3 separate regions of the Homo sapiens genome follow, and regions 1 and 2 are each linked to region 3. The links are chromatin contacts, found by Hi-C or POLR2A ChIA-PET in ENCODE. All regions are on one chromosome and are shown on one strand. Each heading gives the region's core, a stretch centred on a gene start or an enhancer-like site at or near the end of the contact. The rest is flanking DNA. Distances are from core to core; before and after follow the strand shown. Region 1 holds the start of TMEM185A (transmembrane protein 185A). Region 2 holds the start of IDS (iduronate 2-sulfatase). Region 3 holds the start of EOLA2 (endothelium and lymphocyte associated ASCH domain 2).

Region 1 (2,719 bases), core at 196-2,695, 310 kb before region 3:
GCCAAGGCATAGGTCCCCAGAGTTGGCCCCCGCAGTACAGCACTGCACAGTACTGTAAGGCATCTTAAGTGTACAAGCCCTTCTTCACCCCATGCTGAGACCGCCAGCATCTAAAGCACCTAACATAGGTTACAGCACACAAATATTTACTGAGCACGTCTTCCCAACTGGCAAATAAGGGAAACGGATACTCCTTTCGGAGAGTAGTGCATTTAAGAGATCAGTTAGGCCAACTCCTCATTTTACAGAAGGGCCAAAGAAGGGCAGAGAATCACCCAGTTACATATGGCCTCGTCTCCAATCCAAGTCTTTGGGCTCAGTTTAGTTCCACAAACATTTTATATGTGCCTACTATGTGCCAGATACGGTGGGTGGGAGGCGCTGGGGACACTGAGATGAGCAGGAGATGGTCTCAGCTTCAGGGAGCTCACAGCCTGGGGTAAAGAACAGTTACAAAACAGTCGGGCAAGTGCAAGGACAGGCGCTTGAGTGCTTAGCCAGTGTTTTCTCCACACTGTCCACTGGGTGTTCCCCATCTGGAAAAGAAGGACAGCAATATCTACTTCCTGCAAATAAACTTGTAGTGAAGACTGATGAGAAAATGAGTATGGAAAATGATCAGGCTCACCCAGAAATGCATTATATAAGGTATTGCCATACCCCGACACTGACTCCAAGGATTCAACAGTGTTTCAGGTATCCGTTCAACAAAGAAGCAAACAAGAGAGGGATGGGCATAAACCCAAGGAAAACCCCAAGGACTGCGAGGAACTGGAGGAAACAGCTGGGGTGGGGGTAGGGGTGTTGGGTCGAGTGAGACGGCCCTGACGCGGAGAATGGAGGGCCCGCAGCGGCGCAGAAGAGGATGGAACCGAGACGAAGAAGTTGGGACACCAATGAGGGACAGCAAGCAGAAAAGAATGGGGTTCCCTTGGGGCAGGACGGGGCTCGCGGCCGGGCCCTTCCGGCCGTGGCCGGGCAGGGGCTGAAAGCACCGGGCACGGGAGGAGGAAGCGGGCGGGCGCCGAGGCCGACTGTTTTGCCTGGGGACCGCTTGCACCCGCAGGGAGGCTCGGGCAGGCGCCCGGGTCCTCGGGCTGCAGCATCTCGCCCGCCGTGCCTCCCCGGAGCCGAACACCAGCCCGCGCCCGAGCCCGCAGCGCGGACTCCCGGGGGCGCCAACGACGCCGCCTCACCTCGGGTTGAAGTCCTGGAAGAGGCCCCTCAGGTTCATGGCGGAGAACTTCACCGCGGCGTCCTCCTCCTCCTCCCCCGCACCCCGTGCTGCACAGCCTGCGCCTTACAGCGGGTTCATGGCGCCAGCGCCAGCCGCGTCCACGCTGCTGCTCCCGCTACTGCTGCCGTCCCCGCTGCCGTCGCCGTCGCCGTCGCCGCCGCCGCCGCCGCCGCCGCCGCCGCCGCCGCCGCCGCCGCCCGGAGAAACCTGAGCCACCGCCCCCTGCCCCTCCTTCCGGGCTTCCGTACGAGGGCCGCGCATGCGTCCGGAGCCCCGCCCAGAGCGCTCCTCGCTGGGAGGTCCCCATCCTTGTGTCCGCACGCGACCGGCGGAGGAGATGGCAGGGGGATGGAGGCTGGGAGTGAGCAGGGCCCCGAGGAAGGGGATGCTGACGGGCTGAAGGCCTGCAGGGAGGGAGCGCGCCGCCCGGGAGTCTGGCGGGCAGATCTTGGCAGACACCTGTCACCTTGGCCCGCGCTACCTTCTGGAGATTTTCCCCAGTGACGACTGAGCCCTGGGAGTAGTGACAATGAGTGAGACGTTGCATTTTTGGCGATGTCATCCCAGGCTTCACCTGTCACATCTGTCAACGACTCCAAAGTTTGGGTCCCAACTTCCCTTCCAATTCCCAAGCCAGCGTGTCCAGATATGCTGGCTATTCCCTACTCAAGTTACCTAGCACCAAAGTCACTTCCCGTGCCAACCGCCTTCCCCTCCTGGGTTCCCTTTTTCCCTTAGCAGCAGGCCTATTCGTACGCAGGGGGGTATTCAAGCAGGAGACGTGGAAATCATCCTCATTTTTCTAACCCAGTTCAGAGCCTCCTTGGATCCTGTCTAAACTTTGTGGTCACTTCACACCTGACCTCTGCCTCCACTCCAGGCTGCCCTACTTACAAGTACCAGGTTCATCTTCCTTGGGCAAGTCAACATCTTTGAGTCTCAGTTTTTCTCCTCCGCAGAATGGAAATGATAAAAACCTCTTTTCTAAGCGTGTTAGGAAGATTCAGTGAGATCGTGTGCATAACACACTGCCTGGTACATGCTAGGTGTACAAAGAATGCTGTTGCTATCTGGTACTCTTTCAGGTGTCAACCTCCTCAAGGATTTTGTTTGCTTTTGGAATCCAAGAGCAGGACAAGCTCATAGCAGGTGACCTAGTTTACCATCTTCACTTTGGGCAGATTTAAGTTTTCATGAGCACAACAATGCCTTAAACATTAGTCTACTATCATTATGGATAATAGTCATCCTTTGTTGCAATAGCAGAGTTTCACAAATGACAATTTTATACTGTTTAGCCCCAAGGGCAGCTTGAGAGAATCACAATTGCGATAGTCATACTTAGTCTTGATGTATCACCTTTCTTCTGAGAACGTAAAAACATATCATAAGTGGTAATTAAGCTTCCCAACACCCACTGGGAAATGGATATTATTATATGAGCTGATTTTAAGGTTGAGTAATCCAAATCAAGTTTTCATC
Region 2 (2,867 bases), core at 1-2,500, 430 kb before region 3:
CCCGCACAATCTGTGCCATCTGACAATAGCTGAAGCTCCCCGCCCCCAACCCTCAGTGCACGAAGCAGCACACACCCACAGCTAGAGGTTCCCAGACATACCTGCGCAAAGGCATTCTGGAAGAGGAGGCTGTGGGATGCCAGTTGGTCAATATTTGGGGACCTCACCAGCTTATCCCCATAACAGCCCAGGGAGGGGCGCAGGTCATCCACGATGATGAGAAGAACGTTCAGAGCATCTACACAGGAGGGAGGGGCTTTGGTGAGGTAACCTGCACTGACACTGAACCCTCCCTCATGGTAGGTGCTAGGTTACTAAGAGGCCCAAGGCTGGACCCTGCACCTTAACAGCCTAGCCAGGGAGGGCGCTGTGCCTCAGCAAGGGTGGGAGTGGGGCTCGAGGAGGAAGCCTGAGTCCTGGGTGGCAGGGTTAGGCTTTGGTCATGGCCTCCAACCTGGGTGAGGAAGCGAGATAGTGAGTGAAAGATGGTGGAAAGGAAAGATGAATTTAGGAAAAAAAGAGAATGATGTATGCAGGAAAGGACAGATGGTTGGATGGAGGAAGATAAGGAGGAAAAGATGAATAGCTGAAGGGAAGAAAGGATGGAGAGAAGGAGGGGAGAAGAGAGAGAAATATGAATGGATAGAAGGTAAAAGGGACGGATGGACCAATGGAGGGAGGAAAGGAGGGGGAAAGATGGATGGATAGAGATGGGAAAGATGGGGGGAAAGAGGAAGGGAAGCACGGAGGGATAGGAGATGGATGGATGAATAGATGGAAAGAGGGAAGGGAGGGATGAAGGGACGGTAGGAAGGAGTGAAAAATGGAGGGAGGGAACGAATGATGGATGAAAGAAGGAATGGTAGGAGAGAGGAAGGGTAAAAAGAATGGATATAAACAAAGAAGGAAGGAAAGAAGGAAGGAGGAAGGAAGGGAGGGAGGAAGGGAGAAGAGATGGCAGGGAGGGCGTGGGCGGCACCTGTGGTCGAGTTGGCCTGCGTTTCGGATCCGAGGGCGACGCAGACGGAGCTCAGAACCAGACCCAGCCAGAGAAGGCCTCGGCCGGTCCGGGGTGGCGGCATTTCGGCTTCGACGCGGCCGCTTCAGAGCGGCGGGGACAGGCTGCAGCAGGTGGCGCAGTTAGCAGCCGCCGCCGCAGCCACAGAGACCTCCTCGTCGGGAACCCATGAAGACTGCGCAACACAGCCGCCGCCCGGGCCCGCAGGCCCGGGCGCTGGCCGCAGCGCGAGTGCGTCCGTGCGACTCTTCCCTGCGTCCCTCCCCTCCGGGGCGGGTTCTAGAGGTGCGCGTCATCCTGCAGCAATAGGCGTGGCCGAGAGACAGGCGCAGAGCGGGGGCGGGCCAGTTGCCTTGCAAGCTTCGCAGACCCAGCGGCCCGCAGGCCCCTAGGTGTAGAACTGCTAGGGGTATAGCGATTCAGCCACTGCCCTTAACAACTAGCAGTTACCCGTCTTTTTGCCTTTGCTTGTGCTATGCCTTTCACCTGGAAGCCCTGCCCTTCCTTCTTTTTATAAAAGACACACTTCTTGTAAGCCAGCCTCAATGCCATTCTCCTTCCATGAGGCCTTTTGAGAAAGTCCCTTCCTCCATCTAAAGGGACTCCCTTTCCTATTCATTTCTTCAACTAATTCTTATTAAGTATCGCAAATATGTATACCAGGCGCTGTTGGTGGCACTGGGGCTCTATGTCCCTGCTTTGGTGGAGCTTAAAACAATAAAAAAATATAGAGAGTGTCGGTGGGCATACCCGGTCTGGAGAAAAATAAAGCGTGGGTGCGGGGCATGCTTGTTATTTTCTATGGGGTGGCCAGGCAGGGCCTCACTAGTGAAGTGGCATTTGAACAAAATTTTGAAGCAAGTGAGGGAGCAAGCCGCATTGAGGTCTGCAAGAAGGGTGCGCCAAACAGAGAGAGCAGCAATTGTGGGGAGATGGAATCCTAGCCCTACACTGTACTGTACTGAATACTATTATACCGTCCTAATACTGCAAACACAGTTTGATTTTCAACTTTGAGAATCAATCTATAACAAAGCCCAGATGACTTAATTATGACTAAACAACAATGGACAATGGGAAGGTACAAATACAGCTGTGATGGTGCTGTGGTGCACTGCTCAGATCTCCCTTCAACACCAAAAATTTTATTTCCCTAGCTGGCTTGAGAGCTGTTAGCTGTCGTTAGCCCTCATCAGAAATTGTCTTAGAAAAAGATAGGTACCTCAGCCAAGGTCACCCCTGTTCTCAGGAAGCCCACATCAGTGATTCAACTTGAAGGTACAAAGGTGCAGCCCCTTACCCCAACTTGGGACATCTCTGAAAGGCCATTTCAGCTTCAGAGCTCCCTGTGGGGTTAACTGAAGCCTTTTTTGAGACTGCCCACTTTCTCTGTCTGTTGAATTTTGATTTCTTCCCTCCCCTCCCCTTCTACAGGTGTTGATCCTAAGAGTACTCCCTAAGAAACTTCCTGCACATTACTCTACATCTTAGTCAGCTTCCTTGGGAACCTGGCCTGCAGCAACAGTTGACAAAAAGCTGGGAGGAGGAAGGGAGATGGCAGGAAATGTAGGCACATTAATTTAGGGTTAGCAATTTAGGATTGTCTCCTTTGCCCCAGCCTATCGCAAAAAAATAATAATAATAATAATAATAAATCAATAGTCGCTGTCCCCAGTTCATAGAAAGAGAAATACAGATTTAGGGATATTACTTAAAGATACAAAAGTAAACAATAGAAAACTTAAAAATGGCAATAAATCTATATAGTAAAAGGAGAAGGGAAAATGGCAGGGAGAGATGAAACAAAATTTGTCATGAGTTGATAACCAATGAAGTTCATTGATGAACA
Region 3 (2,916 bases), core at 58-2,557:
CCTTGGTTCTGGATTACTTCTGACGGAGGCTGAATGTCCCCCACAGGGCCTGGCCACTTCCATCGGGATAAATGGCTACAGTGAATGTTTGCCTCTTTTCTGCCGCCCAGTTTCTTAGCCAACCCTTTTCTCGTCATCACCACAAAATCACAACAACTGTGTGTGTGTGGAATCCCTAGTAGGAACTGATGTAACTGAAAAGGCAAGAAGGGGGTTGAGTCCCCTCCTACCTGGTGCTGCAGAGAGTACCTGCTTTACGGCCAGAGGAGGAAACACTCTTCCACTTGGTTTCTTTACCTGCACAACAAGGAAGATAAAGAGGAAAGGTCATTAAATGCAAGTCAGCAAAGCTGGTTAATGGCCCTAGGAAGGTCTTCTACTCAGCAGGCATTGGAAACCAAGAGCTGGGAGGGCCGGTCCTAAGAGTAACACATGTGCACCTCACTCACGGTTTGGTTCTGCTAATCAGAGCGGTGGGACCCTCCACATCTGTCTGGGTCACAGGGTGCACCAGTCCGCAGAGCAGAAAATCATTTCAGCAAGTTGAGTCACATTCCTACAGCTGAGCACGCTCCATCCGAGGGGAGAAAAATCACACTTCCCCTCCCATTGTCATCGGACGAGGGTTTGGGGGGCCTAAATCCCATTGTCCACTGCTTAATTCTGGTTAGGTCATGCTGAGCACGGGGCCACAGGCCACAGAGCTATGCACCGCCCGGCCTGGGGTCCAGGCGAGCTTACAGCACAGGGGCCAAGCGGGAGGCAGGGAAGACCGGGCCGAGATGGGGCCGCTGTGTGTGGAGCAGCACTTGCAGACGCAGGTCGCGGGTACACGCGCTTAGAAGGAGGGGGGCCGAGACCATGGGGAGAGCAAGGGACACCAAAGGGCGCTTCGGGCGCGCCCCGCACGGGTTCTCTGCCCGAAACCCAGGGGAAAGAAACCCCAGCCCGCAAGTACCGTCTGCAAGAGGGCCGAGCACACGGGCTCCGGCATCAGGGGCCCTGGTACCTTTCAGCCGCGGCCGGTCTCACGGCCTCTGGACCCTGAGAGTCGTGGGCGTTCAGGGCCGACTCTGGCTTTTGGCCTCAGAGTACAGTCCTCCGCCTCCTCGCGACCCAGCGAGGCCACCGGAGCCAGCGAGGAGACGTGGGCCGCGGTGAGAAGAGAGAGCACCCGGCTCGTGTCAGGGCTGTAAGGTAGCTGCCGCTTACTCCCGGAAACCGGTGGCCAGTGACAGATGCTAGCGGTCCATAACTTCGGCTTTCATGCAGCTCCCGTCGTCCCTTTCATGAGGAACGTACGTGTGCGCGTAATCACGCACGTACGTACACCACGCACGTACGCAGGAGGCCCGTATTCAGCCACGCCTATACACCGCCAAATCGCTAGGAAGCCACGTATTCACGAAGCCACGCAGTGACGTCGCCACGCACGTACGCACGCACTTGCCACAAGGAGACGCTGTTCAGTTTACCGGATCCTGTCCCGCGCCAGCCAACCAGGACAAGGCCGGGGAGCTCGAGACAGGCAGCCTAGACCAAGAACCGGAAGGAGGAAAAGGAACCGGAGGGAGGAAGAGGAGGGGCGGGACGAGACCACCAGGCAGGATTTTTAAGCCCAGAGCTGCGAGACCAGCAGGAAGGAACTGGGAGAAACCAATGGGGAGGGGATGGGGGCGGGGCTGAGAGGAGGAGGGCGGAGCTGGGGGAGGGGAAGGGCGGGAGTGAGGAAACCGCTGGGGCGGGGTTGAGAGTGGGGCGGGGACTTGAGGGGATGGGGCGGGGACTTGGGATGGGGCGGGGACTCGAGGGGGTGGGGCGGGGCTGAGAGAAACCATTGGGGGCGGGGCTATGGGCGATCTGGGCGAGGAGAGGCTGCAGGAGGAGCTCGCGGACTCCTGAGAACCAGCGCGGGGAGGGAGGGGGCTGGTGAGAGGAGGAAGGTGGGGCTGAAAGAAACCAGTGGGGAGGGGTTGGGGGCGGGGCTTTGGAAGCTGGTGCTGGAGAAGCAGGGCAGGGCTGGGGGAGGAGTGGGGCGGGGCGGGGTTCGGGGGGGGCTGGGGCTCGGGGAGGGGTGGGGCGGGGCTGAGGGAACCGCCGGGGAGGGGCTCGGGGGCGGGGCTTTGAAAACAGCCTTTGGAGAAGCGGGGCTGGGGGGGCGGGGCAGGGCCGAGGGGAACCTCTGGGGTGGGGCTGGGGGGTGGGGTTTGCACGCAGCCACAGGAGAAACAGGGCGGGGCTCAGAAAAGGGTTGGATCGGGCTGAGAGAGACCGCTGAGGGGGGTGCTGGGGGCGGGGCTTTGGAAGCACCCGCGGGAGAAACAGGGAGGAGATGGGGAGAGGCGGGGCTCGGCGCGGGGCGGGGCTTCGGAGGCAGCCGCGGGAGAAGCAGGGGGGGGTTCGGGGCAGGGCGGGTCTGAGCGAAGCCATTGGGGAGCGGCTGGGGGCGGGGCCTTTTAACCAGCCGCAGGAGGAGCCGGGTGGGGCTGGGGCGGGGCGGAGCTGAGAGAAACCGCTGAGGATGGGCTGGGGGCGGGGCCTTGGAAGCAGGCGTTGGAGGGGCGGGGTAGGGCCGGGCCGAGAGAAACCACTGGGGAGGGTCTGGGGTCGGGGCTTTGCCATCAGTGGTGTGAGGAGCAGGCCGGGGCAGTGGGCAATTGAGCGAGGAACAGCTGCGGGAGGACTCCGCGGACTCCTGAGAACCAGCTTAGGGGAGCGGCGGCTTGGGGAGGTGTAGGGTGGAATCACGAGAAAGCTCTGTGGGAGGGCCTGGTGCACAGCTCAGCTGCAGGGTGGAGCTGAGGGAAAGCCGGGCGTTCCTGGAGGAGGAGCAGGGCGAGGCTGTGGCAAAGCGCTGTGGGAGCAGATGGGGCGGGGCTGCGGGAAAGAGCTGGAGAAGGAGGAGCCAAGCTGCAC

What was found. A loop is a pair of places that touch in the nucleus more often than their neighbours do. ChIA-PET counts read pairs that join two places held with the same protein, here RNA polymerase II (POLR2A). Pooled maps may share reads with other maps.
Region 1: a map of chondrocyte shows a loop between it and region 3 (18-fold over the local background). The contact joins the promoter of TMEM185A here to the promoter of EOLA2 in region 3. A Hi-C loop is called at or near these places in 2 of 168 maps with a recorded cell type or tissue (chondrocyte and naive thymus-derived CD4-positive, alpha-beta T cell), 1 of 37 single-sample maps with no recorded cell type and 11 of 50 pooled maps. POLR2A ChIA-PET finds 5 or more read pairs at or near these places in 1 of 52 experiments (SK-N-SH).
Region 2: a loop to region 3 is called in a map of natural killer cell, with 11 times the contacts of the local background. The contact joins the promoter of IDS here to the promoter of EOLA2 in region 3. A Hi-C loop is called at or near these places in 4 of 168 maps with a recorded cell type or tissue (GM12878, endothelial cell of umbilical vein, naive thymus-derived CD4-positive, alpha-beta T cell and 1 more), 3 of 37 single-sample maps with no recorded cell type and 16 of 50 pooled maps. POLR2A ChIA-PET finds 5 or more read pairs at or near these places in 11 of 52 experiments (A549, CD4-positive, alpha-beta T cell, CD4-positive, alpha-beta memory T cell and 8 more).

What each region holds. Positions count from the first base shown.
Region 1 is chrX:149,630,347-149,633,065 of GRCh38, forward strand. TMEM185A (transmembrane protein 185A) reads right to left here and starts at 1,446. Exons shown (of 7, transcript NM_032508.4): 1 at 1,197-1,446. The coding sequence starts at 1,234. RefSeq lists silencers at 939-988, 999-1,408.
Region 2 is chrX:149,504,056-149,506,922 of GRCh38, forward strand. IDS (iduronate 2-sulfatase) reads right to left here and starts at 1,251. Exons shown (of 9, transcript NM_000202.8): 1 at 980-1,251; 2 at 102-238. The coding sequence starts at 1,082. RefSeq lists enhancers at 1-378, 502-1,003, 996-1,155 and a silencer at 340-439.
Region 3 is chrX:149,937,184-149,940,099 of GRCh38, forward strand. EOLA2 (endothelium and lymphocyte associated ASCH domain 2) reads right to left here and starts at 1,308. Exons shown (of 5, transcript NM_001013845.2): 1 at 1,010-1,308; 2 at 250-297. It overlaps EOLA2-DT (EOLA2 divergent transcript), which reads left to right and starts at 1,365. Exons shown (of 12, transcript NR_027456.1): 1 at 1,365-1,603. RefSeq lists silencers at 1,754-2,023, 2,134-2,213, 2,494-2,553.